2 separate regions of the Homo sapiens genome follow, and region 2 is linked to region 1. Evidence: chromatin contacts called from ENCODE Hi-C or POLR2A ChIA-PET data. All regions are on one chromosome and are shown on one strand. The core of a region is the stretch at or near the end of the contact, and the rest is flanking DNA. Distances in the headings are between cores, read along the strand shown. Region 1 overlaps UBE2H (ubiquitin conjugating enzyme E2 H). Region 2 overlaps UBE2H-DT (UBE2H divergent transcript).

Region 1 (3,016 bases), core at 46-2,545:
GAAGGCAGGGGAGTCCCCTTCCCAACAAAGGATAAGGTTGGCCAGAACTCAAAACAGAGGAGGAAAAGGATTTTTGTAAGAAATGTTTGAGGTGAACCTCACAGACACAGAAAGAGAAGGAAGAGGGACAAGCCAAGGATGATTCCAATGTTTCTGGCTTGAGTTATCTCAAGTTGAGTTATCCTGGTATTGCTGATGGTAATACCATTCAGCAATCGAGGAATAAGAGAGGGCCTAAGACTTACAGAGAGGCCAGGCACAGCGGCTCACGCCTGCAGTCCCAGCTACTCAGAAGGCCAAAGCAGAAGGATGGTTTGAGCCCAGGAGCCAGGAGTTAGAGGTTACAATGAGCTATGACAGTGCCACTGTACTCCAGCCTGGGCCACTGAGCGAGACACTGTCTCCAAAAAAAAAAGACTTATACAGATGTTCCATTTAGGACATGTTGAATCTGGGGTCTCTGAAAAGCAGCAAAGAGAAGATGTCCAGTAGGCATTTGGCCATCCAAGACCAGAGCTCAAGAGATATGGAATTTTTATTCTAAAAACACATTCAGGCAATAATAGATGAAATCACTCAAGAATAGGGTACTAACTACCAAGAGATAAGGATGAACTGTGAAACCCCGAGTAAAGCCATTTTTTTTTCTTTCTTTTTTTTTTTTTGAGACAGTCTTGCTCTGTTGCCCAGGCTGGAGTGCAGTGGCGCCACCTTGGCTCACTGCAACCTCCACCTCCCGGTTCAAGCGATTCTTGTGCCTCAGCCTCCTGAGTAGCTGGGATTACAGGTGTGTGCCACCACATGCGGCTAATTTTTGTATTTTTAGTAGAGGCAGGGTTTCACCATGTTGGCCAGGCTGGTCTCGAACTCCTGGCCTCATGTGATCCACCCACATCAGCCTCCCAAAGTGCTGGGATTACAGTTGTGAGTCACGCGCCCAGCCCTGAGTAAAGCCAGTATTTAAGAGAAGAGGAACCTACAAGGTATCCTGAGAAACAGATAGGCATCTAGAATTAAGTTAAGTATTTGTTAGGTTATCATTTAATGTCTGCTTTCAACAAGTATGCAATGTCTTACAGAGAAAATTCAAGTTTTAAAAAGAAAAAAAAATTTGCTTATAGTAAAGTTACTGAAAAAGAAAAAGTTCTTTCAGAATACCGTAACATGGCTTCCTGGGACAGGAAGGAAACCAATGAGATACACCCTCCTGACCTCTTACCAGTACTTCAAAAAGTGCAATAAAGCTGGTTGAGAGAAACAAAGAAGTTTCTTTGGAGACCTACTTTAAACGCTTAATCCGTGCCAAAAGTCCAAAGTCCATGAAGCTAACTACCTTTGGATGAATTTTCAAGGCAGAGATAAAATCTCCAATGTGCACTTTAATGACTAATACTAGTTTTGAGAGACATTACTACACATCTATGCTCTGGGACAGACCAAACCTTCAGTCTCTACGTCAATGGTACAACAGAGTACTATTCTCCCCAGTAGTGTTACTGAATTTGCGACTCACTGAGTTGGAAGAGCTGCTTAAAGGTTTATCATCATCAAAAGCCATTTATTAGGGGGTGTTCTTGTTTTTTTTTGAGCAAAGTGCTAAAAACTCCGTTGTACGTTTCCTACCCCATCATAGTTTACAACTTTGTTGGGTAAGATCAAATGACTCCAAAAAACACCTCTGGAATTTCAATACAAGTTGCGATAGTTAAGTGCCAAAACAAGCGGTATGACAGCTGTCGGGATGCAGAAGTAATCAGTAAAGCCTGGATCGTGTAAGAAAATGGGGCTTGAGCCAGACTTTAAGGAAAGGCCAAGCAGTCAAGAAGGAATATGATGTCCAAGGAATATCATAGGCAGGGTACAGCTGACAGCAAAGGCACAGATGCAGCAACTGTGCCTAGAACCAGTTGATCAGTTTTATTGCAATAAGAGGTTCATGTAGCCGGGTTGTGGTAGATAAAAGCAGATAAGTAGACAAAAAGCAAGACGGTAGAGAGCCAGACCACAGCATTTTGTACTTTATCCTATGAACAGTACATAGCCAGTGAAGGTTTTATGCCGAGGTAGATGACGGATGCAAAGCACAATTTTAGGAAAATTAATCTGGCAACTGTGTATAGAAAGGTTAATGGAATATCATCATTGTGACGAGGTATACATGTGTCAAAACTCATCAAATGTATACACTTAAAATTGCTGAATTTTACTGCATATAAATTATACCTCAGGAAGACCAATTTTTTCAAAACAAAGGACAAAGATAAAGACAAGAATAAGCAGATTATTAAAATACAGGCTGGAAAAAAAGTCAGGCTGTAAAATCCTGAATATTTGATAGCTGAGATTAATTCAAGCCAGCTGATTATACACATTTTTTCCCAACTTCAGCAACATAACACTAGTAGCCTGAAACCAGCCATGATAGAGTATTTATACCTCAGAAATCAGCAAACATTACAAATCAGGGCTTTATCCCCCTCCCCAGGGTGGTTGTTCAATATTCACCAGCACACCACTGTGTAATTTCTATACGAGGTTTGGCTTGGATATGGTGCTAAATGAAGAGTTCCTCGACATTTCTTCTCACTCAAAATAATGACATAATTCCGAAGCACCATATCTTAATCTTACCAGCAGTAGACAGTTATCAAAAAAGTGTTAAGATTTAAGAGTCTAACATTTTACTAGTTTCAAGAATTAAAGCATGCCCATGAATAAGAAACCTTTGTGTCTCCCAATCAAGGTTTCTAGCTATTATGTGGTTTGGGACTAACACCAACTGATGATGACAATGCACAAAAAATTCCACCATTCATTCCATTATACTAAAGGCTAATTGCATGGGCCTATTATTGGAATATGCTTTCCTAGTTCAACTAGCTGCATTTCAATAGAGTAAAGAGGGTTTTCTGGAGAAACCCTACTGTGAAAAGATGAACTTTGTCTTAACAACTTTAGTTTCAAAAACTATTCATTTATAGATGCCTATTTCACGTCTCTGAAGCAAAATGGTTCA
Region 2 (2,700 bases), core at 22-2,521, 78 kb after region 1:
GGGGTAGATTTTGAAAAAAAAAATAAATAAGGGATACTGGATCATAATTCCACCTGGGCAGAGACCACAGTTCTAGGTCCAGATATCAGTCTAAAGTGGGATACAACCCCGGAAGGCATCAAGGCAGCCAGTCCTGGTTACACTGAGAGGATAATTGGGTTACAGCATCTTGGCTGGGCACGGTGGCTCACGCCTGTAATCCCAGCACTTTGGGAGGCTAAGGCAGGCGGATCACTTGAGCCCAGGGGTTCGAGACCAGTGTGGCCAACATGGCGAAACCCTGTCTCTAAAAAGATACAAAAATTAGCTTGGTGTAGTGGCATGCGCCTATAGTCCCAGCTACTTGGGAGGCTGAGTGGGAGGATTACTTGAGCCTAGGAGGTAGAGGTTGCTGTCAGCTGAGACGGTGCCACTGCACTCCAGCCTGGGTGACAGAATTAGACCCTGTCTAAAAAAAAAAAAAAAAAAAAAAAGTTATAGCATCTTTACTGAACATGTTTGAGAGACTAAAGTAGGGCAGAGGATGAAGGGAAAGACTTCTCTCCTGAGCTCTAGGTCCACATTTCCAACTGTCTGTTAGAAATCTCCAAACCCCATCTCTAGAAAGATCATAAGCTTGGTAGTAGGGTAAAGGTTAGATCAGAGGGGAGCTTGGAGGAAAAAGTGTCAGTTAGCTGCTATCACAGCTGAGATTCAGGCAAGAGGTAAATACAATCTGAATCAGGCTGGCAGGAGAGAGTCTTGCAAGACATTCTCCAGGTGGAATCCGTGGTACTTGATAACTGATTGGGGTGAGGCAGAGGGAAGAGGCTTTCCAACCTGGGTGAGTGGGAGGGTGGGATGCTGTGAACACGAACAGGGGACACAGTGGAGAAGGAGCAGCCTTGAGAGGAAAATGTGGGATGAGGTGTTGAGCATATTGTGTTTGGAGATTTTTCTTTTTCTTTTATTCTTTTTTTTTTTTTTGAGACGGAGTTTTGCTCTTGTATCCTAGGCTGGAGTGCAGTGGTGCAATCTCGGCTCACTGCAACCTCTGCCTCCTGGATTTAAGCGATTCTCCCACCTCAGCCTGCCGAATAGCTGGGACTACAGGCGTGCACCAACATGCCCAGCTAATTTTTTGTATTTTTAGTAGAGGTGGGGTTTCGCCATGTTGGCCAGGCTGATTTCGAACTCCTGACCTCAGGTGATCCATCCACCTCGGCCTCCCAAAGTGCTCGGATTACAGGTGTGAGTCACCATGTCTGGCCAGTATTGTTTTGGGTGGAATTTGGATCATTGCCAATTTTTTGCTCCTAGGAACAATGTGATCATGACTGTTCCTATATACATGGTCTGGTGCGAGTGTATATTAGTTTCTCTGGATGTATACCTAGGACTGGAATTGCTGGATTCCAGGATATGAACATGTTCAAGTTGACTAGGTAAAGTTATTTTTTAGAAGTGATTGTACCCATGTACCAGTGAAATTTACCTTTTTTGCTCTATTTTTTACTACTTTCATAATGAAAATATAAATGCATATTTTAATAGACAAATGAGATTATATCAAACCAAAAAACTTCTGTATAGCAAAGGAAATAACAGAGTAAAGAGACAACCTGCAGAATGAGAGAAAATATTTGCAAACTACTTATCCAACAAGGGATTAATATCCAGAATAGGGCTAGGCAGGGTGATTCACACCTGTAATCTCAGCACGTTAGGAGACCAAGGCAGGAGGATCACTTGAGATCAGGAGTTTGAGACCAGCCTGGGCAATGTGGCAAGATCCTGTCGTCTCTATTTTTGTTTGTTTGTTTGTTTTGAGATGGAGTTTTGCTCTTGTCACTCAGGCTGGATTGCAGTGGCATGATCTCAGCTCACTGCAACCTCCACTTCCTGGGTTCAAGCGATTTTCCTGCCTCAGCCTCCTGAGTAGCTGGGATTACAGGCATGCGCCACCACACCTGGCTAATTTTGTATTTTCAGTAGAGACAGCATTTCACCATGTTGGTCAGACTGGTCTCGAACTCCTGACCTCAGGTGATCCGCCTGCCTCGGCCTCCCAAAGTGTTCAGATTACAAGCATGAGCCACTGCACCCAGCCTTCCTGTCTCTGTTTTTAAAAAAGAAAAGAAAATGGAAAATTAGCTAAATAGACATCTCTCAAAAGAAGACACACAAATGGCCAACAGGTATATGAAAAAATCGTGATCACTAATATTCTGGGAAATGCGAATCAAAACCACAATGAGATATCTTTTTTTTTTTTTTTTTTTTTGAGATGGAGTCTCGCTGTGTCACCCAGGCTGCAGTGCAGTGGCACGATCTCGGCTAACTGCAACCTCCACCTCCTGGGTTCAAGAAATTCTCCTGCCTCAGCCTCCTGAGTAGCTGGGATTACAGGCTCCTGCCACCACACCCGGCTAATTTTTGTATTTTTAGTAAAGATGGTTTTTCGCCATGTTGGCCAGGCTGGTCTCAAACTCCTCACCTCAGGTGATCCACCTGCTTCAGCTTCCCAAAGTGTTGGGATTACAGGCATGAGCCACCACGTCCGGCTGAGATACCATTTTGTCCTAGTTAGAATGGTTATCAAAAAGCAAAAAAATAACAAATGCTGGTGAGGATGCAGAGAAAGGGGAGCTCTTATATATTATTGGTAGGAATGTAAATCAGTACAGCCATACTGGAAAACAGTATGGAGATTTCCCAAAA

Evidence for each region. A loop is a pair of places that touch in the nucleus more often than their neighbours do. ChIA-PET counts read pairs that join two places held with the same protein, here RNA polymerase II (POLR2A). Pooled maps may share reads with other maps.
Region 2: POLR2A ChIA-PET joins it to region 1 with 14 read pairs in AG04449. The contact joins two enhancer-like sites. A Hi-C loop is called at or near these places in 1 of 50 pooled maps. POLR2A ChIA-PET finds 5 or more read pairs at or near these places in 10 of 52 experiments (AG04449, B cell, HEK293 and 6 more).

The regions. Positions count from the first base shown.
Region 1 is chr7:129,905,561-129,908,576 of GRCh38, forward strand. All of the region lies in intron 1 of UBE2H (ubiquitin conjugating enzyme E2 H), which reads right to left. Among named protein-coding and RNA genes, the nearest start is that of UBE2H, 46 kb to the right of the region's middle. Within about 2 kb of position 1,296, at least 6 of the 41 ENCODE cell types and tissues checked have a DNase peak (open chromatin) inside an H3K27ac peak, as active enhancers do.
Region 2 is chr7:129,983,385-129,986,084 of GRCh38, forward strand. The region is part of intron 2 of UBE2H-DT (UBE2H divergent transcript); the gene reads left to right. Among named protein-coding and RNA genes, the nearest start is that of UBE2H-DT, 32 kb to the left of the region's middle. Within about 2 kb of position 1,272, at least 2 of the 41 ENCODE cell types and tissues checked have a DNase peak (open chromatin) inside an H3K27ac peak, as active enhancers do.